3 separate regions of the Mus musculus genome follow, and regions 1 and 2 are each linked to region 3. The links are chromatin loops, found by intact Hi-C in ENCODE. Cell type or tissue: gastrocnemius. All regions are shown on one strand. Region 1 has its middle 13 kb from the start of Slc44a5. Region 2 overlaps Slc44a5 (solute carrier family 44, member 5). Region 3 holds the start of Msh4 (mutS homolog 4).

What was found. Peaks named below come from ENCODE experiments on the same cell type or tissue, not always from the same donor. Only the 100,000 strongest peaks of a DNase experiment are listed, where the experiment ranks them.
Region 1: it touches region 3 in a loop (2.2-fold over the local background); 2 of 42 quality-filtered maps call a loop at or near these places.
Region 2: a loop joins it to region 3, with 6 times the contacts of the local background. A loop is called at or near these places in 5 of 42 quality-filtered maps.

What each region holds. Positions count from the first base shown.
Region 1 is chr3:153,956,136-153,964,135 of GRCm38, forward strand. No RefSeq gene overlaps it. Among named protein-coding and RNA genes, the nearest start is that of Slc44a5, 13 kb to the right of the region's middle. In gastrocnemius, CTCF peaks have their summits at 3,458 (motif pointing right) and 6,063 (motif pointing left); DNase peaks (open chromatin) are centred at 3,438, 4,956 and 6,063.
Region 2 is chr3:154,221,616-154,229,615 of GRCm38, forward strand. Slc44a5 (solute carrier family 44, member 5) reads left to right here. Exons shown (of 22, transcript NM_001081263.1): 4 at 1,145-1,229. Among named protein-coding and RNA genes, the nearest start is that of Gm40184, 21 kb to the left of the region's middle. In gastrocnemius, a CTCF peak has its summit at 4,966 (motif pointing left); DNase peaks (open chromatin) are centred at 918, 1,179, 3,141, 4,615 and 1 more place.
Region 3 is chr3:153,900,003-153,908,002 of GRCm38, forward strand. Msh4 (mutS homolog 4) reads right to left here and starts at 6,136. Exons shown (of 20, transcript NM_031870.3): 1 at 5,670-6,136; 2 at 1,404-1,586. The coding sequence starts at 5,982. Rabggtb (Rab geranylgeranyl transferase, b subunit) reads right to left here. Exons shown (of 8, transcript NM_011231.2): 8 at 7,287-7,739. The coding sequence ends at 7,599. In gastrocnemius, a CTCF peak has its summit at 4,728 (motif pointing right); DNase peaks (open chromatin) are centred at 4,765 and 5,792.

The DNA.
Region 1 (8,000 bases), 56 kb after region 3:
CATTGTATCAATGCAGAATTTATTGCACGTGCCCAGTTGTCATAGTGTCAGAGCTGCTGGAGTCAGAGATCCTCCTGCCTCTGCCTCCCCAGTGGCCAGGACTACAGGCATGTGCCACCATGCCTGGTACATTTTAACTTCTCTAGATGTCTCCATGATACCTTGTCTTGGAGGAAGGGAAGGGAAGGCAGACTGGCTGCTATAAAGCCTTATAAATCACAGGATTCAACAGCAAGCATGCCTAATAGTTCTGTGAAGTCCATCCAATGGGAGTTACAGAAGGTTATGAGCCACCAAGTGGAAAGTGGATGTTGAAGGCCAAACCTGGGTCCTGATCATCTCTGTAGCCATTGACCTGTGATCATCTCTGCAGCCTTCATTCCAGCCTTACTTAATATGTTATAGATGACAGAAAGGGACCCCGACACCCTGACTCCATGTGACGTTTTTCAATCTCCTCATATATTTCTCTCCTGTGTCTTGTTTTTTTTTTGTTACCCCAGTACCTTGCCACAGTCTGACCTTTCTATGAGTAATATCCAGCCTCTTCGATTTCCATCTGATTATTATCATTTAAGAGGCAGTTCAAAAACCACCTTTGGAGAAATTCCTGAAGCTGCTTGCCAAGTTAAGTAATTTTCTCTCCTGTGATTACTGTGCAAACCTCTTATATAACAAAGTCCTAGCAAAAAGCTACAGCACTCTATGGCTACACCCTGCATAGGCTTACGCTAGGAAGTATAATGAAGTACAATAAAGACACAGGCATAAGGTGAATTTCAGTCTTTTCCTTAAAATTCCGTAGCAATTCCATTCACAACCTTTATCTTGTGACTCAAGATGCATTACATCCTGACCCCTATGAAATGAATTTTTTTGTTTGTTGATGACAATGGGGATTGAACCTCAGGACTTGTGTTTGCTAGACAGTCTCCCTTCTGCTGACCTACATTGCCAACCGTTTGCTACTTTTGTTTTTGTTGCTTGATTTTTGAGATGGTCTTATGTAGCTCTGGCTGGCCTGGGCCAGGCTGGTCTCCAGTGCACAGAGATTCACCAGTCTGCCTCCCAACTCCTGGGATCTAAGGTGTGTACAACCAGGCCTAAGGGAAGAAAGGCTGCAGGTGAAGTTCTTCATTAACTGACTTTCTTATTTTTCCTCTCTGTTATACTGCCTTCCTTTCATTCATTAGTTTGTAATTCCTTTCCATTTTTTTTTTCTCTTCTGCAGCAAGGTCTCTCTCTGTAGCCAAGACCAGCCTAGAACCCATGATGGGCCTCCTACTTGAGTTTCAGGTTCCAGGTGTGCACCACTGTGCCAGGTTCACGTTCTTTCAAAAGTAGTTTTATTGAATCTGCGTTAATCAAAAATTTATTATAAGAAATGTGCTCCTCCAATTCTGGAAACCAAAAAGGCCTGCAATTTGTTTCTGTCCAGCTTGAGACCCAGAAGAACCCAGGTGGAGCTCCAAGGGCTGATGTTCCAGATCAATGGACTGGGAGAATTCTGCTCACACTCATGGTTGAATGAGACCCCTACCACTGTATTAGGGAGGGCAGTCACCGTCATCCATGGTACCGATGTACACATTCATCTCACCCAGAAACACTCTCTTCAACCAGGCATGGTGGCACGTACCTGTAGTCCCAGCACTGAAGAGGCTGAGGTCAGCTGGAGCTACATTGCGAGTCTGAATTTGAGATGACCTTGATCACAGAGGATACATCATCTCAGAACACATCATATGCAGAATAATATGTGGCCACATGTCCAGGTGTAGAATCCAAAATAAATTCAAGACCACTTAGCCCTTCTTCCCCCCCCCCCCCCGATCCCCCAAGGGACTTTCAGAAACATAGCGGTCAAATGACTAAGTCTACAGCTGCCTAAACAAAATGAGTTGTTCTCAGAAAAATAACCATAACGCCACTAGCAGTTCTCAGAAAAAGTCCCCTACCCTGCTCCACACTGAATTCTGAGAAAAACCACAAACCACCCTGACCTTGTCGCTAGAATTCCCTGTGACATTAATAGCTGTGACGTTAATAGCTGACTTATAAGTTTAAAGCATACTGCTGCTTTGCTGAAAAACCACAAGGGCAGGCAGAGTGAGGGACTAGGCCAAAGGGTTACTTTGTCATCCTATACAAACCAACCAATGCCTGAAAGGGTTACTTGCTATACCAATGAAAATAAGCCAGCTAGCCCTGTTGCCTAAATCTGCCCCTTACAAGGTATAAAAAGTGTGTTCTTTGTTTGTTCTGGGGTCTCTTCTCTTGCTTGCGTGCTGAGGAGGGTCCCTAACACGTTGGATCAATTAAAAAAAAATCCTCTTGTGGTTTGCAGCGATGGTGGTCTCTGTGGTCTTTGTGAGTGAGGGTCTTTTGACTGACTCTAACACAGGAACTCCATGGCCCTGTCAGTTGGACACATGGGTGGTATTTATATGTGATTCAGAAATAGCACACTGCCTGACAGACACTACCACACAACAAAGTCTTCTTCTGCAGTTAAGAGGAACATAGACTCAGAAGCTATGCTCAACAGAGAAACCCCGACTCTGCTCAATCTCTGGTTGTTTGGTTGGTTAGTTTTGTTCAGTGGCTGAGGTCTCAGATCCCTGGACAATCTGTGTTTTCACAACCTCCCCGAGGTATCCCAGTGACACTTAGTTTGAAATTCATTTTTAAGTACTGCCATGTCAAAATCCAAAGAGAACTGACAGACCCAAGGACACACCAGGCAGATTGGACCAAGGAGCCAAGGAAAGAGGTTTAGGCTCAGAGTTTTCTGCTCAGGGCCGAAGATGTGGATAGTAAAGAGAGCCAGGAAAACAAAATTCCCCCAGCCCTGGATTGTGAGTACGTGCACACACACACACACACACACACACACACACACATACTCATACACACCCATGTCACACACATGTGCATACACACAGACACACACACAAGAACATACACACAGACACACTCACACATGTGCATACACACACAGTCACACACACACACACTCACATAGACTCTCTCAGACACACACAATACACACACACACACACACATATACACGGGCACACTCATGCACACCCATGCCACACACATGTGCATACATACACACACACATGAGTATACACACAGACACACTCACACATATGTGTATACACACACAGTTACACACTCACATAGACACACACACACACACACACACACACACAGAGTGAGCTTACAGGAGCCTAACATCTTCTTTGAACTTCTTTTAACACTATCTCCAGAGGTTTGATGGACTTGTTGATAACAACTGATGAAAAAGAGGTCATGAACTTAAGGGGGGAGCAAGGAGGGCTGTACTGGAGAGTTCAAAGGAGGCAAGAGAAGGGAGAGATGTTGGAATCAAAACACAATCTCAAATAAACAAAAAAACTTGAAATAAAAGTGCAGTTAACAGAATGACCACCAGAGGGAGACAGAGGCAGGGCTTACTACCTTGCAATGGGACAAGCTGTGAGGAATGAATACTCTCAATTGATAGTCTCTAAATTCTCTTTGTCTGAATTTCTTTTCTTCAACACAATACAACATGTACACACACAAGTGGAGGAGTCCCTTCTCATATATACACAACTGAGATTCAAAAAAAAAATCTGGCTTAACATGTTCCTTCCATTTTATCGGAATGTGCGTTAGGAACAACTGTAAAGAGGGACGGTTGATAACGTCATCCTTCTCCCAGGACTGGTGGTGGGTGGGGTTTGTGCAAGTATTCTAATGGAAATATTGATCTGCTCATAAATCAGTTTCTGAAGCCTTTGTGGGCTGTTTTATCACTAGAGGCTCAGTTCAAGCACTGTCAAGCACGAGGTGGGTGACCTGTACTCTGCCCTATGAAGCCGTTAAGTACCAAGCAGTAACAGGGTAAAGCAGGGTGTGCTGGGTAAATGGCAGCGGGCTCCACCAAAGGAAGGACACACACTGATAATTCTAAAGGAAGCTACTGGGTCACACGTAGTGGATGAGCGAAGGCCTTCAAAGGTCTTGAACCAGTTTGGCTGGCTCTAGTGGAAGCCAATCCAAGCCATTGAAAGAGAGGTCAAATTGTGTGTATGTGATTGTATATGTGTGTTCCTGTGTGTATGTTCTTATGTGTGTTTCTTCTTGTGCGTGTGTTTCTGTATGTGATTTTACATATGTTCTTGTGTGTGTTTCTTCTTGTGTGTTCCTGCATATGTGTCTGATCCTGTGTGTATGATCATGTATATGTTCTTGTGTGTATGTTTCTTCTTGTGTGTATGTTCCTGTGTGTGTTCCTGTGCATGTTCCTGTGTGTGATTGTATGTATGTTGTGTGTTTCTTCTTGTGTGTTCCTGTGTGTGTCTGATCCTGTGTGTGTGATCATGTGTATGTTCTTGTGTGTGTGTTCCTGTGTGTGATTGTATGTATGTTCTTGTGTGTGTTTCTTCTTGTGTGTGTGTTGCTGTATATGTGTCTGATCCTCTGTGTGTGTGTGTGTGATTCTGTGTGTGTAGGACTGTGACTTGCTGAGTCAGCTAGACTACCAATGGACCAATGCTGGGATCTCATTTCCCTACCACCTCTTCTCCTGTTTCTTTTCTGTTTTGTTTAAAAAAATATACAAACAAGTTTAGGGACTGAACTCAGACCTTATGATTACACAGTAGGCACTTTCCCAGCTGAACCATGATTGTAGTAAGGAATGATGGGGAAGATGGGAAGAGAGAGGAAGAAAAGGAGAGAGGGGGAGGGGCAGGTTTCATTTCCTTTCCCTTCCTACTCAGCTCATGGGGAAGGAGTAAATGGATCCTGCCCTTAGGAACTTAGGTCTGAGAAGGGGAGACTGCACAGTGTGAGCAGGAGACAGCTTCCCAGTTGTTCCTGGGCGTTGGCATCTCGGGAGCACACAGCACCATCTGTCTGCATCCTTTCTGACCTGGACCATTGGCAGGTTGCCATAGTCCTACACTGCAGGAGAGCATCCCTGGGTGAGTGTAAGCAAGGCAGCACCACTCACCAGCAGCAGTTATTTATTTATTTATTTATTTATTTATTTATTTATTTATTTATTTATTTATATCACAATCAGCTTATTTACCTCATGAGAGCCAATCTTGAACAGAGAGCAAGTTATTTCACCCGTCTTCCAGTTTGGACCTAACAGCCCAGAGACAGGAATTTTAGAGGACAGAATGGGACAGGCACATAACCCACCTCCACAATGGAAGGAGGACGAGTTTCTATGCAGCCACTTGGGGAGCTTAGTGTGGCCTCTTCAGTGAATGCTGTCCTCTGTGGCTGCAGCCTTGGAGACTAGAAAAGATTGTGGAAGTGACCCTAAGCAAGTACACTGCTTAAAGATAACAGGCAGAGGAGAGAATCCGCAAATCTCAGTAGCCAGGCAGAGATCCGGTGAGCCAGGCGATACCTAGGACTCAGCAGAAACCCACAGGGCAGTGGTTCTCAGCCTTCCTAATGCTGCCACTTTCTTTTTCTTCTTTCTTTTTCTTGGATATTTTCCTTATTTACATTTCAAATGTTGTCCCCTTCCCAGCTCCTCCCAAACTCCTTACCCCATACCCCTCCCCCTGCTTCTATGAGCGTTCTCCCCCACTCACCCACCTACTCCCACCTCCTGGTCCTGGCATTCTCCTACACTGGGCCATCAAGCCTCACAGGACCACAGGCCTCTCCTCTCATTTGCGGCTGGAGTCATGAGTCCCTCCATGTGTACTCTTTGGATGGTGGTTTAGTCCTTGGGAGCTCTGGGGGTTCTGGTTGGTTGATATTGATGTTCTTCTTACGGGGTTGCAAACCCCTTCACACTGCAACTTTTTAATACAGTTTCTCATGTTGAGGTGACCCCAACCATGGAATTTCATTGCTACTTCACAAAATTCTGTAATTTTGCTTGTTATGAATCACAATGTAAATATCTCATATGCAGGATATCTGATATGGAACCCCCAAAGGGGTGGAGACCCTGCACAGACTGAGGATCACTGTCCACAGGGGAAGCCCACAGGAGCAGCTGCTGAACTACTGCCACCTAGAGGAACCTTGGAGAAAAACGGCCCCTCTTACCTAACATGGAGGTCCACCCTCTAGCTTGGAGAAACAGTAACCAGTGAGTTAGGGGCCTGAGTCTAGAAAATAAAAAGCAGCCAGTTTAAACTCGCTGTGCCTGCTTTTAGCTGTGATGGTTGAGCAGCCCTCGTCTCTTTACCTTTCACCCTACCTCACCCTTTAATATTACTGTGGGCGTTGTTGCTGATGTTCTCCGTGGAAGCCCTGGAACTTACCCTGTAGATCAGGCTGGACTTGAACTCATAAATCTATCCACCTCTTCCTCGTGGGTGCTGGGATTAAAGGCGTGGGCCACCACTGCTGGGCAAATGTATTTGTTTTATTTTACATGTGAGTAATTTGCCTGTATGTACGGTTATGTGTGTTTTTAATTACGCATAAGAACCAGAGGGTCCCAGAGTTTGCTGTGAGACTCTGTAATGTCAGAAGCTAGACCAATAATGTCTCATCCACGTGACTGCGTAAACATGACCTGATCGAGGACATCAGCCGTAGACATGTCACAGTGTGTGAGGAAGCCTGTGAGGCCTGGGCCCTTCACAGAGAACTGCAGACAACTAAGGCATACTGAGAGCAGGGGACACACATCTCCTGGGACCAGGACACCAGTTGGCTATACAGAACCAAATGGCTAGCCCTGGACACATACATACGAGTGGCATACAGAATACGCAGGTTATATTTAGGAACTTGAACTTGAAAAAGAACAAAGAGGGGTACGTGGGAGGGACTGGAAGGAGGAAAGGGAAGGGATAGATGATGTAATTATATCACAATTTCAAAAATTAAGGAAAATAAAATAATTCTTATGTATTTTAAATCATGTGTATGTGACTGTGTGCTGTTTGTGTAATGACTGCAGTGCCCACACAGGCCAGGAAAGGGCACGGCGTGGGAGCTAGAGGCAGTTGTGAGCTCCTGATGTGGATGGTGCTGGCTACCAAACTCTGGACTTCTGCAAAAGCCATCACTGCATCACCACAGCCCCTATATTTTCATTTTAATGGCCTATTTCTAAACAGATTTTGTGTTCTCGGGAACTTTGCTTTGATCACCTTTGTTTCTCTGGGAGAAGGTTTCTCAGTAGCCCAGACTAGGCTATGTCATAGCTGTAATCATCCTGGCTCTGCCTTCTGAATGTTCTTGTTCAAGGCATGAGTTGCCACCTTTAATCCCATCTGGCTCTTATTTTGATGATCTTGAGTTTGTTCTTTCTTCGTTAATTTTTTGAGACAGTCTTACTATGTAGCTCATCTGGCCTGGAGCTCCCCGTAGACTAGGCTAGCCTTGAACTCAGAGAGATCTGCCTCCCGAGTCCTGAGACTGACGGTGTGTGCCACACTCGGGCCTTTATACTCTGTTTGACATAGAGGGGTTTTGAATGGACTTTCTTAGTTGTTCAGTTTTAGGTGGGCAACTTCTGTTTTCTTTTTTCTGTTTCTCCAGGCTCCGGGAAGAAGGGGGAGTTTTATGTCTCCTGGGATTTTAATATGTAGCTTTTGTTTGTTTGGGAGGCAGTCCTCACTCTGTGCCCCAGTGACCTGGAGCTCACTGTCTAGCCTCAGGCTGAGATGTCTGTCTCCTGTCTCAGCGTGTCTCAGAGCCCCTCAGGCTGTTAGTGTATGTTATGTTTTCTGCGTTCCATTCTGTCTGTCTGTTGGGCTTGGAGGTTTGTTTTACTAATTTAGCACACAGTAGAGGGTTAATCTGGCATTTCTACGTGTTCATGTCACTGTACTTTGTTCTGATTTCTCCTTGTTGCTGGTCTGGGATGCTTTCTGATCTTCACACATAGGTGTCCTGTTTCCTACAGATAAAATTATCTAGGACTATATTTTGTTTACTGGGTCTGCTGCTGTTGGTTTTGCTTTGGTTTAGACAAGGTCTTGGCAGTTGATCTG
Region 2 (8,000 bases), 320 kb after region 3:
GGTGACCAAGAGCTACCCAGATCTCACAAGATGGAATTCAAGGTGAAGCTGATTTGGCCTCTGAGACAGTAGAGTGAAGTAGACAAAGGGAGCCTTCCTGGTGCTTAACACTGAACAGAGAAGCATGGGCTGATGAGAAAGATACCTAGCAAAAGTCCCTCTTCCTTAGTGTCGTCATCTTTTGGAAAATTGATTTTTTTTTTTAATCATCTCTGGTCACACCAGTCACATGTATAAGGGTGATTGGATTATAAGGCAAACTGTCAGTCCAATAAGTGTGTGTTTGGAGATGGCCAAGCAAAGTTATCAGAGCAGAGGACAAAGGTGTGTCTTCATCTGCAAAGATGGGCTTTTAAAGACTGTGTTGCTGAAACTGGAGAAGGTGGAAAAATTCAGTTACAATAAACAGGCATTAGCTAACTTAGTGATAGATATTACTTTCTATAGGGTCTAGCTGTCAGGCCAAGTTTTATAATCCACATAACAACAAACAAAAAAGGCGACAAACTTGTGTGAAGCAGAGCCAAGCATCTCCATAGAAAATGCTAGTCCTTAGTATACCGAGGTCAGAGGTGTAGAGTGCTTGTATTAAGCTCTGAGATTATCTGGCAAATACTTGGCGGTCTTTACTGTGGGTTGCTTCTGCTGTGCCCTTGTTTGCCTTTTGAATGCCCTATGAAATCAGAGATGCTGCCGAATTTTGCAGTGTTTTTTTTCACTTCTGTATAACCCCCCAAAGCATTACCTCATTCTGCTTGGTGCAAATCTATCAGCGCTGGTATGAAGTCATTTCTGCTTGAGCTTTAGAAAAGGCGTCTTCTTTTCCAAGTGAGCTTTTGTCTGCTTCCCCCCTCTCCCCCTCTTCCTCCTCCTCCTTCTAATAACTGTCATTTTCTCTGCGCGTTACCTCATGTTTTGGCTGCAGCCCAGATGAATCTGGAGGGGAGAAAAGCATGCTTTCAGACCAATTCACGCACATATCATTTTTCTTTTCATTAAGAAATTACTCTTTGAAGAAAATCAATAATGTTCTATGACTGAGGGGGAAGAGGTGAGTGTTGCCCTGGCAATTCGAATCTCTCAAATTAGACTGCTTTCAGCCAGATGGTGCTGATGGGGAATTTGTCCGTTTTTGTTCCCACAGCTTGGGCCCATGGTGACCCCAGGAAAATGGCCTATCCTACGGACAGCCAGGGACATTTTTGTGGCCAGAAGGGAACCCCCAATGAGTGAGTATGGCCACCTATGTTTTGCATGGTTTTACTCTCTAAGCCGGAATGTACACACATCAGCCTAGTCTCATGGGACCTGGTAGGCAGGCTGAGACTCAGGAGGAGGTTTCTCCTGGCTCTTCTTACAGACAGCTGTAAGTGGTTTGGAGATTTTATGCTCTGCATCTCCACTCTGATTAGGGAAAATAAAATTAAAAGTAAGGATGGGACCAGCAGCCATATTTAGAGCATGCCCTTTGGATTGGGCTATTGTGCGGCCATATTGAACAGTGGTTGAATTGCCTATACCATACTGCTGTTGGGCTGTTTTTGCTATAATGTTTACCTACAATCATTCTGACTTTTGTAGTGTTCCTAGGTCTTCAATGATCTTTGGGGGCAATTTGACAACTGTGGACAGCACGGGAGGGGGAAGCGGGGGAGGTGCCCAATGTCAATCATAACAGAGGTGTCTGTTTTTGAAAGCATGCTTTCTATTTATTTACCTAAAATAAAGCAAACAGACAAAACCCACAACTCACAGTTTTAGAAAAACTTTTATCCCTTTCTCAGGGTCCATTTCTTTCTTTCGCCTTCACTAATTGGGTTGCTGCTAGATCTTCTGGCTCTTTGCAACCTGTTGAGTTTCTGGCTTTGAATAGCTATGGAACAACGAAAGTCCCATTAACAAGAGGGTTGCAATAGAAACACAATCCAGAATGCTCAGTTCTGTGTCTGTAGTGCCACCCATTACTGAGAACGTGTTATGGCAAGAGATGGATCGATTCATTAAAGAGCTGAAGAATCCACAGGCAGAATAACTGCAGAGAAACCAGAAATCCTAGAAGTTGGAAGAGAGAGCAGGACACCCTTATGATCATATCAAGGCAGATTTGGGGAGTGCTTGCCTACAAAAAGCCTCTGTATAAAGACACCTCAACTAAATTTGAATCCAAGATATAAATGTATTTTAACTTTAGAAAACAAACAAGACAAAACACAAACACGCACACTCACCACACACTCACACTCACACACCACAGAACTCACAAGATCCTCAGGTACTTTTAAATGTGATTTTTAACAGGTTTTATATAACAAGTCTTCCAGGCTTGATCCCCTGACCCATTTACGTCAGACAAAGAGGTGGCCCCCCAAACTGCAGTATATAAACACTATCCAGAAATGATCTTGCCTAACAGACTATTTACTCCAATACAATGTCTGATAAAGATTAGTTTGAGATAGAACAGATTTCAGCAATATGTGTCAGTTCTGGTCCCTCCATCTTCTGAAACCTAACAGACCCCTTGGGGAAAGTGCCCATGACTTCAATAACCAATTCTGTTCATACTGCTTTCTAGTTGCATCTGTGTTATCATCGTGAGAATATCATTTGCTTGTATTCCTATAGTTCTTTTTGTAATTTCTTTTTATATATTTAAGCTTCCAACTTAGCTGGAACATATTTTTGCATAAGCAGGATGGAGCAGGAGTCAAACTTTTTTTTTTTCCAACTGCAAAAAACCAATTACTTCAAAACATTTTGTTGGATAATAGGATTTTTATATTTTCAATTTCCTACAAAATTATCATATGATAAATGTATACTTTTTCTGAATTTTAACCCTATATTAATATATTTAGGCCTTCCAGTAGCTTCCAATAGTTTAAAAGTGCACTATGTCTCTCTCTCTGTGTGTGTGTGTGTAAACATGTATGTATGGATACCCATGAGAGCAGAAGAGGCCATTGGATCTTATAAAAACCTATACAAAGTTTTTATATCAACTTGCCACAAGCTAGAGTCATCAGAGAAGAGGAAGCCTCAACTGAGAAAATGGCTCTGTAACATCTGGCAGTAGGCCAGCCTGTAGCACATTTCCTTAATTAGTGATTGACATGTTGCCCCCACCACCACCACCACTGTGGGTGGCGCTGATGATTCTGGGTTCTATAGAAACCCAACTGAGCAAGCCAGTGAGCAGCACCCACCATGGCCTCTGCATCAGCCCCTGCCTCCAGGTTCCTCCTCCGCTTGAGTTTCTGCCCTGGCTTCCATTGGTGATGAACTGAGGTGTGGAAGGGTAAGCTGACTAAACCCTTTCCTCCTCAAACTTCTGTGATCATTGTGTTTGATCTCAGCAATAGTAATCCTAAGTAAGACAAATATGGTGGAGTTGTTGTTTTAATTATCATAATAAAATGTACTAGTTTAAAATTTTAACGAAAAGTTACTTTAAATTATGCATATAGACTTGACGGGTAAGTAAAAATACTTAAAGCAAGTCAAATTTTACTCAATATTAATTTTTTAAAGTAGGGGGCTGGAGAAGTAACAGCGTTTAGAACACTGGCTACTCTTCCTGAGGACTCAAGTTCAATTCCCAGCATCCTCAGTGTTCTTACTTTTTCCCAGTAGGACCTACATCTGATATGTTCAAGCATTTACCAATACTGTCACCTACTGGGACCTAGCCTTTGTGGATGGCCTGCGGAAGAACTTTCAGAGAGACTCATACTGTCTCCTGTCACAGCCAAAACAGCCACAATGAAACGAAGCAAGAAATTATAGCCAGTACCAGGCAGTAGACAGAATGGAATGCAAACAGTGTGCTTGTCTGTCAAAGGAGATTGATTAAATGGGCTCTAATATGATTATATAACGAAATACCATTTATCTTGGGCTCTGATATGATTATATAACGAAATACCATTAATCTTTCAAGGTATTATGTACAGCTGTGTTTTTGACGTGGAGATGTGCCTGATACGGTTCAGTTCAAGAAGCAAAGTTGGGCCAAGTGATGGCTCAGTGGGTAAAGGCTCTTGCTGCCACACCTGGCCTCCTGAGTTCATTCTGGAACACACAGAGTGGAAGGAGAGAGTTGTTCCAGCCTTTCAGGAAAGGGGCCAGGGAGATGACTTAACTAGTAAAGTGCCCGCTGTGTAGGCATGTAGACCTGAGCCCAGTCCATTCAAGTCATGTTTAAAAAGCTGGGTATGGTGACCCATGCTTGTGACTCAGTGCTGGGGAGCCAAGGCAGGCAGATCACCAGATCACTGGGCTCACCAGACAACCAGCCTACTTGGTGAACTCCAGGCCAGTTAGGAACCCAGTCTTTAAATAAGTGGTTGATGCCCAAGGAATGATATCTGTGGTTAACACACACACACACACACACACACACACACACACACACACACACACACCAAAGCATACCAGAGGCAATGAAATGGACTTTCATGTAACTTTTGACCTAGGACTAGCTGATAAAAATGTATTTATTAAAGTAAGGCAGGAAATAATGTGCATATTTCTGTGCCAGGATGCAGTAGGCACATCTCAGGATGAGTAAACCCAAGTCAGGGCCACGCTCTGGTCAGTGTAGCCACCGGGGTGATTGTATTTGTGCTGTGATAGCTTTGCAGCTGACCCTGGATTCATAATACGTAGGAGAGATTCCTCATAACTAGGCGCAGAGCCTTGTGTTGAGAGGGCGTTGTCATACCTGGGATAGTGAGGAATCCTGACTTTTATGCTTTATCTACTCCCAGTGGGAAGGACTGTGGGAGAAACACTGATAGTTTCCTGAAATTACAAACCAGATTTAACCACAGCTTCAGAGGGCACAGAAATGTAGCTACGTGTAACTGTGTAACTTTCTCTGCACAGGGGAAATTGCTCACTACGTTTGGCTTCAAGGCCTGTTAGCTGGTCCACTAGAAAGCAGGAATTTGGTTGGTTGTGGCTCCACCTTCTGGGTACTGCAAGAACTTCAGCTAACAAAGATTGCTGGGAGGGTTTTCAACAGAGATTGTGCACAGATCCCTGACTGGGAAAGAAAACAACTTTCAGGTCTCCATAGAACTGTTCACAAAATGACGACTGTCCCACAAATCTGTTCGAATACGTGACCAACCCCAATCCTCCTATTCGATTTAATTTTTAAATTTTGCATGAATTTGGACATAGATCCTGTGTCTCTAGAAGGCATCTGGTAGACCAAATTTTGCCCCAATTTTTAAAATTTAAAATAACTATATGTACTTGAAAGCAAATTACATGGTAATGAAGAACCTGTAACAAAAGGAGTGGCCACCCACCTTGACATTTTGCCCATAATGTATTCCACAATGTATACTCTTTCCTGTCTCAGGTTTAGTTCCGGCAATTTAATAAAAGCGTCTTTTGGTGGTGTTCTTATTCTATTAGTTGATACTTTGTTACCTTTAGGTGGTATCCATTGATAACCTGCCCTGGAAAACCAACTTTGTTCCTCTTTTTATCCACACGCCCACGTCTGAGCTTAGATGGCTTTCTGGCCCCTTTCAGTAGGATATTGATAATGTCCCTCTACTTCTTGTCCTAACTTGACAGTGTCTGGGATCCTCTTTGTGCAAGAGAGTGATATCCCCCCGCCCCCACCATCTTCCCTCTGGTTTTCCTTTTCTGTTCCACTATGCAGTTTCTATATTTACTTTCTCCTTTGCGCGGTCCACTTTGTCACCATGCACACTTAGTGTTGTAACTTCAGCAGAGCCTGGCATGGTCTGTTGTGTTTGATACCAGGAGCTGGAAGCAGTGAATGACTTCAATTTTACTGTAACTACATAATCCTTATTCACTGCCAGGCTGTGTTCTTTTGTCTCTACCAAGCTCCCATATAAAATCATTAACTGCACTTTAATAATAGTGTAAGATCAGCCTGCATCTTAGTTTGTCTCAACATAGAGAAACACACACACACAGAGAAACACACACATATGCACACACTGATACACAGAGACATACACCCACATATAACAGAGACAGACATACAGAGACAAGACATACACGCACACACACACACACACACACACACAGAAATACACACATATGCACACACAGGCACACAGAGACATACACCCACATATATACAGACACACTCACAGAGACAGACATACAGAGACAAGACATACACACATAACACACACACACAGACATACACTCACATAGACACACACACCAAACATATACACAGATACATACACACACACACACACAGAGAGAAACACACATAAACTTCACACAGAATTCTAATAAAATATTTATTTGGTGCTGGATTTTATCTTAAGTACTATAATGGTTAATGTTGGTTGTCAGTTTGAGACAATTTAGAATCACAATGGAAATCACCCCTTGGCACATCTTTTGTGAGGGAGGAGTTCCTAAATTAGGTCAATTTCAAATAGAAGGCCATGGGTAGCAACATTCTTGAGCTTGGGTCCTAGAGTGCATCAAAAGGAGAAAGCATGTGGCAGCCCAGCACTCACAGCTCCCCATTTCCTGAACACAGATGCAATGTGATCAGTAGTCTCATAATCTTGCTATGAATCCCCATCATAAAGTGCATCCATGAGCCTAAAATAACCCTCTTCCTTCCTTCAGTTGCTTCATCTAGTGTTAACTAATACAAACAGCCACTGCCAGGACCATCACACATGTTCAGATTCAAATAATTTTCCCTCCCAGGAGTCTGCTTTCTCTAAAGACCTACCTCACTGCATGGTCATCTTCACCTCAGTTCATGACCATCTTCACCTCAGTTCATGGCCATCTTCACCTCACTGCATGGCCATCTTTACTTCAGTTCATGGCCATATTCACCTCAATGCATGGCCAACTTCACCTCAATGCATTGCCATCTTTACCTCAGTGCATGGCCATCTTTACCTCAGTGCATGGCCATCTTCACCTCAGTGCATGGTCATCTTCACCTCACTGCATGGCTATCTTTACCTCACTGCATGGATATCTTTACCTCACTGCATGGCCATCTTTACCTCACTGCATGGCCATCTTTACCTCACTGCATGGCCATCTTTACCTCACTGCACGCACATCTTTAACCTCACTGCATGGACAATGCTTTTAGTCCACTCAGGAACACTGTGGCTAACTGTAGGCTTCTCACAAGCTTTGATCATTGTTCAAAAGTTTCCAAATTTAGCAAGTAATGCACAGGATGCCCAGTTAAATTTTTATTTCAACTAAACAGCAACCATTCTTTTAGAATGCACGTTCTGTTCTTGGTTTCTCTGTTCTGAGAAGGTTCCCCTCTTTGTTAACTGCTTGTTTTGGTGGAGGACAACCATGGCTCCCTTCCTGAGATCAGAGATCACAGGAGGAAAGAGTGTGGAGCTCTGGCAATGCCATTTTCTCTCATATAATTTTCCCTCCTTTTTATCTGATTTATGGCCCAACTGTATAGAATAGTGGATTGAAAGGTAATTTCCCCCCAGGAACCTGAGGACATTGCATTCTGCGTTCAGAATGTCTAAGGCCAATCTGGTGGCGTGCTGGGCTGTGACCTTTCCTTCTGGAAAGTGTTTGAAATAGCATACTTCTTAGAGTTGAAAACCTCACAATTCAGCACAAGTGTTTTTTTTTTTTTCTTCTTCAAAAAATTAAGTTTTAAAATTACCATACAAAGGAGCAGGTTTTATGGCAGCATTTTTCAAAGGAATTTGTTTGTGGTGATCTTTCTCAGGCCTCTTCTCCCAACTTCCCTGATGCTGTGTGCCCTTCTGCCCCACCCCCAAAGGCTCCAGTCCACTTCCATGTCTTGCTGCCTTCCACTTAAACAAGTCTTTCCCTTCTATGGTCATCTTTCTAGGGTAGCACATGGTTACACAGGCTATACTCACACACATGCATGTGCTTTCTCTCTCTCTCTCTCTCTCTCTCTCTCTCTCTCTCTCTCTCTCTCTGTCTCTCTCTCTGTCTCTGTCTCTGTCTCTGTCTCT
Region 3 (8,000 bases):
TATATGTATAGTGTAATTTCTAAAAGTACAATAACCATAAAGATCCTAAGAGTGTTGTGGTTGGATGTGAACGGAAGAGTTGGCCCCCAGCAGGTGACACTACTGAGATGGTGACTGGGTGTTTGCTATCTAACACATGTAAAGATTCTTTTGTTTGTTTGTTTGTTGTTTTGTTTCTTGAGACAGGGTTTCTCTGTGTAGCCCTGGCTGTCCTGGAACTCACTTTGTAGAACAGGCTGGCCTCGAACTCAGAAATCCACCTGCTTCTGCCTCCTGAGTGCTGGGATTAAAGGCGTGCGACACCATGTCCGGCACATGTGAAGATTCTTAAAACATATAACGACAATACTAGGCCAGAAGAATATTCACCTCCATTATAACAGTGATGGTGCTACTGTCACATATGCAGTACGTCTCCCCTGAGATGCCATCATATGTCACTACACACTTTTTTTAAAAGGCTAAGCATGAGGGTTCACACCTTTAACCCAGTACTCAGGAAGCAGAGGTGGGAGGATCTTTGAGTTCAAGGCCAGCCTCATCTATGGAATGAATTCCAGGACAGCCAAGCCTACACAGAAAGGTCTGGTCTCAACGATCATCAAAACCACACACACACACACACACACACACACAACCACCCAGCATCTTAAAGCGTATGCACACATGCTAGGTAGGTGTTAAGCCCTCCTTCTGGAGAGAGACTCCATCTCTCCTCAGGTAGCACAGACAGAGCACTTTCCTTGGGAGGAAGCAAGGTGAGGTGCAGCGTCTGCAGGCCGGCCAGGGAACTTCAGGACCACAGCTCTCAGCCATGGCTGGGGGAGCTGTTCTGAGAAGCAGCTGCTCCGAGTTACCCATGCTCCTGCCCCACATCTCAGGGTTCCCAAGCTAGACTTGGGTGGGGTCGTTTCTTTGGTCTGTTCTTAGTATCTGGGGTGAACAGACGTTTGTTCTTACCTTCCCAGGAAAAGTCAGGCACATTTACACATCATGTAGCCAGGACGTAATCTTATATATGTCTTAGGAAACTGGTGCACACAAAATACACACTCACTGACCCCTCAGCAAAATTGAGTACATTTAGTTTAAAACTCAGTAGTAGGAAAGCACTCACGGTTAGGGTTAGGGAGTACTCTTAGGGTCAAGTTTTTCACTTAAGCATCACATGAGAGAGATTTCCCTCCTGGGTCAGAAAGGTTCAAATAACACAAGGTTGCATTTATTAACAAACAAGAATGGAAATCTCATAGGCATGTTAGCCTGCCCTGAGGTGCACAGGGGTCAGTGATATATGCACCTTTCCATCCTTTCTATCAGTGGTAGATGAACCTCAAATGAGCTAACCACCCAATTTTTAATTTATGAAACTTTAAAACATTTTAAAAGATCATCAGTTTTACCTGAATATCCTACTTGTGGTGTCCAACTTTTATGCCCTGATCTCTGGGGATTTCCAGCAGATAACGGAGTTCTAAATGTATGTGGGTAAGTGGTATCTCGTGCAGAAGATGAGCTTGTACCAACAGGAAAACTGGATGCAGCTCTGTGTATAGCATAAGATCTTTTGTTTCCAAATGATGAACCTAAGTTTGAAATTTTATGATTAATTCTTAATGATTAGCATTAAGGAATTATATATTAATTTCTAAAATTTATATATTGTCTATAAAATTTAATCTGATTAATTTTAAAATTATAATAATGTAAATGATTATTGGCAATTTTATTCATAATAACCGTATTAGTATGCATTATTATACGTGGCTCCATTGTAACATTTCCGTGTGTGTATATATTGTATCTTGATCATATCCAACCTCCATTATTATCCTCTCTTGGCCCCTCCTACTCTGACCCCTTCCTTGTCCCAAAGGATTCCCCTCTACTCTCATGTATTTTTTTATTAGTGATAATTTGTGTTTGTTATTTTTAAGGCAAATCTCACTATGAATCTCAGGGTGGAGTTGAACTCACTGTGTAGCCCAGACTTGCCTCCACTTTATGATTCTCTTTCCTCAGTCTCCTGAGTGCTGGAATTACAGGCATGTACCACCACACCTGGCTTGATAATCATGTACCAGCACCTGCTGATAAGGGCTGGGGGTGTGGCCTAGTGGGTAGAGTGCTTGTCTGGTATGGATGAGGCTCTGGGTTTCATCCCCAGCATACATAAACCAAGTGAACTCACTACTTGAGAGATGCAGGAAAGGGGTTCACAAGTTCAAGGTTACCCTCACCTAAAGAATGAGCCGAGACCAGCCTGAGACACATGGGATTTTGCTTCAAAGTAAGTTAATTTATTAAAGAGATATTCTGATAGGGGTCTTGAGTGTATGAGTTCACTGAAACTCTTGCTAAAATTAGAAGGGTCCTTTCAGTCACCAGGTGTAGTTTATACTATAATTAAGTGTCTTTTCCTTCATCAACTCCCTCATCTGAACGCCTCTTCCTATGTAAATGGTGTTATGAAGTCTCAGCTTCAGACTCTGCACTTTTTCAGAGGGTTGCTTACCAACATGCTACCTACTTCACAGTCACGTCATAACATTTCATACAGTGTACATAAATAGCCTAGCACAGTGTCTGCTAACACAGAAGTTCCAAACAGACAAACAAGCAAATGAAAAAACAGGGCTTTTCCACACCCTTGACTTCCACATCGTTTGTCTGAGCCCTCTTTACACTATCCACAGCTTCCTGGACCAAGCCCTTTTCCTCTGCCTTAAGTGCTGGCCTACAGTGTTCCATGCTTTTAAAACTTCACTACTACATGGACATTTTATTTTCCCTGGCCTCTCATCTGTTATCCCTGTTCCCGCCTGTGGAGAGCTTTTTGGGGTGCCACTTGGCAGGAGTCTGACATTGGCCAAGGACAAGGAAATGGGCTTCAGGCAGGAATCTGACATTGGCCATGACGAGGAAGTAAGCTCAGGCAGGAATCTGACATTAGGGCATGATAAGGAAGTAAGTTTCAGCAAGAATATAACTTTAGGCTGTAATAGGGAAGTAGGGTAAGGCAGGAATTTTAATCTTAGGGTGGAAGAGAAGAACTAGGCTTCAGGCAAGATTTGGGGCTTGGACAAGGAAGTGGGCTCAAGTATTTTGGTCACTCTGACTCTGACAATTCCTTTTTTTTTTTTTTTTTCTCGAGACAGGGTTTCTCTGTGTAGCCCTGGCTGTCCCGGAACTCACTCTGTAGACCAGGCTGGCCTCCAACTCAGAAATCGGCCTGCCTCTGCCTCCCAAGTGCTGGGATTAAAGGTGTGTGCCACCATGCCCGGCTCTAACAATCCCTTTTAAACAACTGTAGGGAGAGTGATCACAGGACTTCGCTTGCTGCCTTGCTAGTTCCTTATTGTACTGCTCACCCAAAATACTTGAATGTAGTTAAAATGGTATAAAAAGTGGATTGAGCCGGGCAGCACGCCTTTAATCCCAGCACTTGGGAGGCAGAGGCAGGCCGATTTCTGAGTTCGAGGCCAGCCTGGTCTACAGAGTGAGTTCCGGGACAGCCAGGGCTATACAGAGAAACCCTGTCTCAAGAAAAAAAAAGTGAATTGAATCTTCAGTCTCAGAATTGACTAGGGTCATGCTACAATGTTGTGTCTTTTTTTTTTTTTTTTTCCTTTTTAATCCTCACTCTCGCACTGGAGAACCTGTTGACTGATTGTGTGGGCTTGGTCACCCGCTGACATTCATTTCCTGATGACTTTCAGGCTTTCATTTACAGCCTTCACTCATCTAACACACTACACAAGTTGAGAACATTCCAGTTGCAGCAGAGGGCAAATGTCTAGGCTTTGTGGGCCACACAGTCACTGTCAAGGGCTCAACTCTGGCAGTGAAATAGGGGTTCAGCCTAGGTAGTGTATAAATCAATGAAAACAGCTATAGTTTTTCAAAATAATTTCTATATATTGGAATTTGAATGACATATGCCAGGAAATAATCTTTTACATTTTTCTCAACCCTCAGTTCCTCACGCCTTTAATCCCAGCACCGAGGAGGCAGAGGCAGGTGGACCTCTGACTTCCGGAATACAGAATAAACTCTGCCTTGAAATAACAAAAGAAGCAACAAAACAACAACAATAGCAAAACAAGCACTGTGAGTTCGAGGCCAGCCTGGTCCACATCGCCAGTTCCAGGACAGCAAGCGTTACATACAGAGACCTTATCTCTAAGAAAAACTTAAAAGTTAAGATGTTGGAGATGCGGCTCAGCGGTTAAGAGCGCCTGCTGTACAGTCATGCAACAGAGTCCAGATCCAAGCTTGTTACCCATCTAACAATCAGGGCACAGGGCCTTCCTACCACAGAGATTGCCTGTAAAGGATAAGGCAGAGAGCAATTAGGGGAGACTCCTGATCTTCATCTGGTAGAAAACAGCACACATTCATTAAATACTCAAGATCATATACCACCCATGTCTACATAAGTGGGTCTGTCTTGTACGAGGCTCAGGTCCCTGTGCCAGGTTCCCACTTCAGAACTGTCAGACAGGCCATCCTCATGGTAAGCTTTTTTCCCTCAAGTGCTTTTTACCTAATATTTAACAGAGAAGACTTCACGATTTAACTATTTCTTCCCTCACAACATCCAGCCAACTCTTCCCTCATAAAACCCACTCAACCAACCCTGTTCTTGTAATGAACTGAACTCACCCTGAAGGACTTTTTCACCTAAGTGTACGGGTGTTTTGCCAGTATGCATGTCTGTGCACCGGAGACCAGAAGAGGGCAGCAGATGCTCTGGCAGCAGAGTTACAGACAGTGGTCAGTCTCCATGTGGGAGCTGGCAGTTGGAACACTAAGCCTCTGAAAGAGTAGCTACTTCCCTTAACGGGCGAGCCATCTATTTGATCCCAGAAGGCCTTATTTTTAACAAGGCCTTGATAAGATGTTCACTTTAACCTGTTATCATTCCATTCTAGAACCTAAAGAGTAAAACCCGTCGGCCAAAGCTCAGCTCTCCACTATTAGAAACTATTACACACAATCTCCCATATATTCACTATATATTTGAAGAAGTAGGGGACCATCACGATGACTCAACGACTAGAGAGGCATTACCCACCAAGCCTGACTCAGACCTTAGTTGGATTCCCAGAGCCCTCTTGGTGGAGGTGGAGTTTTCTCCGAAAAGTCGTCCTTTGACCTCTACATCCACCCCTTGCACACTCATATACTCATAGAGGGGAAAAAGGGAAACTTTTTTTTTTTTTTTAGGAAAAAAAGTTAAAGGCCAGCCATGGTGGTATAATTCAGTACTCAAGAGGCTAAGGCAAGAGGATTGCTAGGAGTCTCCAGCCAGGCTTTCCTGAACTTCAGGACAGAAGAGCTTCAGGACAGCCTGAGCCATAGAAAACCTGCCTTTTAAAACGAAACATGAAGTTAAGGCTTTACATGGGAATACTAGATGGGTTACCCTTCCTCTCACGTCTTAATGAGACCGTTGTGAAGAGTCAAGACTTTCTCCCCTGTGTTTTGATTGGTTTGAAATTGTGTTGCCCAGGCTGGCCTTGAAGCGTAGTCGCCAGTGTTGGGATTAAAGACACAAACCACTCCCAGCATGAGTGACTGTGGAATCCTGGCCAGACTGCTTTCTCCAGCAGGGCGCCGAGGGCAGCGCCCGCCCGGGGAGGTGACCAGGTGAGCCGGGGCCTTGCCTGGCGCGGACGCCGGCGCCGGACTGCTGCTGCTGCTGCTGCTCCTGTCGGCCATGGCGCCTTCCGTACTCGGCCTGGACGCGGAGGCCAGGGTCCTCCCGCATGGGGCATCCCTCCGCGACGGCGTCCAGCGTGGGGAACTGGAAAGCGATGCAGCCTCCTGCCTCAGCATCTCTCCGGCCTTTCTGACTCCCAAGGTTCTGCGCGCGTGGCTTCGAGCACTCCAAGGCTGGAGGCCGCACCGCTGACAAGGCGGGAGGCTAAGCGCATGCGCAGTGCTGTAATCGCGCAGGCGCAGGAACAAGCAGCACATGATGCACACAGCGCAGGCGCAGTTCAGGGGTGAGCAGCGAGTTTCTCACCTTTGCGTCCAGGGTTGTGCCGGTTTATTCTCATCACGTGATTCTGGAAGCTGTAAGCCTCTTCACTCCTTAGGTACCAGGCTCAACAATTTATAGCCCACTAACCACCTAGGTTGTCAACAGTTCATTTTGAAGGAGGGGGGCTTTCTGAGGACTGAGCCAGGGTATTGCATATTTAATACGCCCCAGTTACACCCCCAGTACACAGCATGTGCCCAATGTCTAAGAATGAAAGTCTTCGCTCAGTTGTACACATAGCATAGTACGGGACAGAGCACAACACGGGTGAGACCACATTAACAATTAAAAACAGCACTTCTCAACCGTCCTATTTCGAGTACTGCAGTTTTGCACATAGGGTAAAAACAAACTACAGTCTTGCTCGAAACCCTTGGGAAGCTCTTCAACAATCAACACATAAAACATCTTCTAGGTGACAGAACTGAGGATAAATGTTCTCCAGCAAATAGGGCATTCACACTAGTACCTGCAAACACTAGTGTGTAGTGAGTGTAGTTTGAGCAGGAAAAGCCCCTGTAGAAAACTTGAGGGAAGCAGCTTGTTTTAAGTAGGTGTGGTCTTCAAGGAACATGTCTGCAGGCCTGCCCTCCTAATTGACTAAACCTTTGAAACTCTTTAAGCAAGCCCTAAATTTCAAGAGTCGCTTTGCTGGTCACAGCATGTCTTTACAGAAATAGAACACTAAGGACATGTAGACGATATTAGTTATGTGTAGCCTCAAGGTGACAGCAATGCTTAAGCAACAATCAGGAGACATAAAACACACTTGGAGATACCTATTAAAGATGTGGAGTTCCAGTGCAATGTAGGACTCTCAAAGAGGGGAGACGTTTCCTTCCTTAAATATTAAGGGGTAGAGGTCCTTAATAGTAAGTTACCTCTCTAGTAACTGACCCAGGAGCGGCTATAGACTAGAGTCAAAATTACATTTATACCATTACTATTCACCCAACCTGCAACCCACCCAGAGTAACCACATTCAAACCCTTGAGACATTAACACCTCACAGGGCCCCCATCACGAAACAACACCTAAAGCCATTATGGAGTGGACCAATTCTTTGGGGATGACTTTCAGGATCCTGGCTAACTCAACTGCATGCCTGAGAAATCCAAGCCAACAGCAGACTAGAGTTCCCTGAAAAATGTACTGTACCCTCTGCCCCAACTATAAATAAGGTGTTCACACTTACAAAATGGTTCAGTTCTAAATAAAAAGCTATATACACAACAGCCACTGATTTTGACCTTTATTTAAATTATGAGTTTCACTCATCAGTTTTATTAACAGAAATCACTTTCCATCATTGATTGTTACACGACAATAGGACACGGGGAGGCATCAGTTAAATACCAGCTCTAAATAGGACTAACAAAAACTGGACTCAGAAGACTAAAGATCTAAATACAACATATTTATTTTACAATACTTATATAATTTATCATTAACATATGATATACAAAATATTAAGTCACGTCTAGGTTTGATAAACACTTCAAATACAGCAGTAATTCATATTGCACACTACAGCATCTCTCCCATCTGACTAGCTCACTAGCTCAGGCTGGACATTCACCCTCTGAAGCACCTCTTCTGGCATACAGAAGACAGGGCTAACAGGCTTGATCTGCTCTTCTCCCAGAAGTGACAACCCAGCAATGCCAAATAAGGTATGAAAGGGATCCACCTGTGGGAAGTTCACAAACATGGAAAAGGCTCAATTATCTATCTGTCCACAGTGAAGTGTATCTTGAATACCACTTTAAAAGTTTTCTGAAGACAAGTATTTCTAATACTAGACATAAACAATTATCACTACAAGATATTTCTATCAGCTCTAGCCTTTGTAACTAACACATTTTAAAAAAACACCCAAGGTAAACCCCCAAGACAACCTTTGGACTATTTCTTACAGGGCACTATTTTTAGTGCATTAGAAATGCCTATA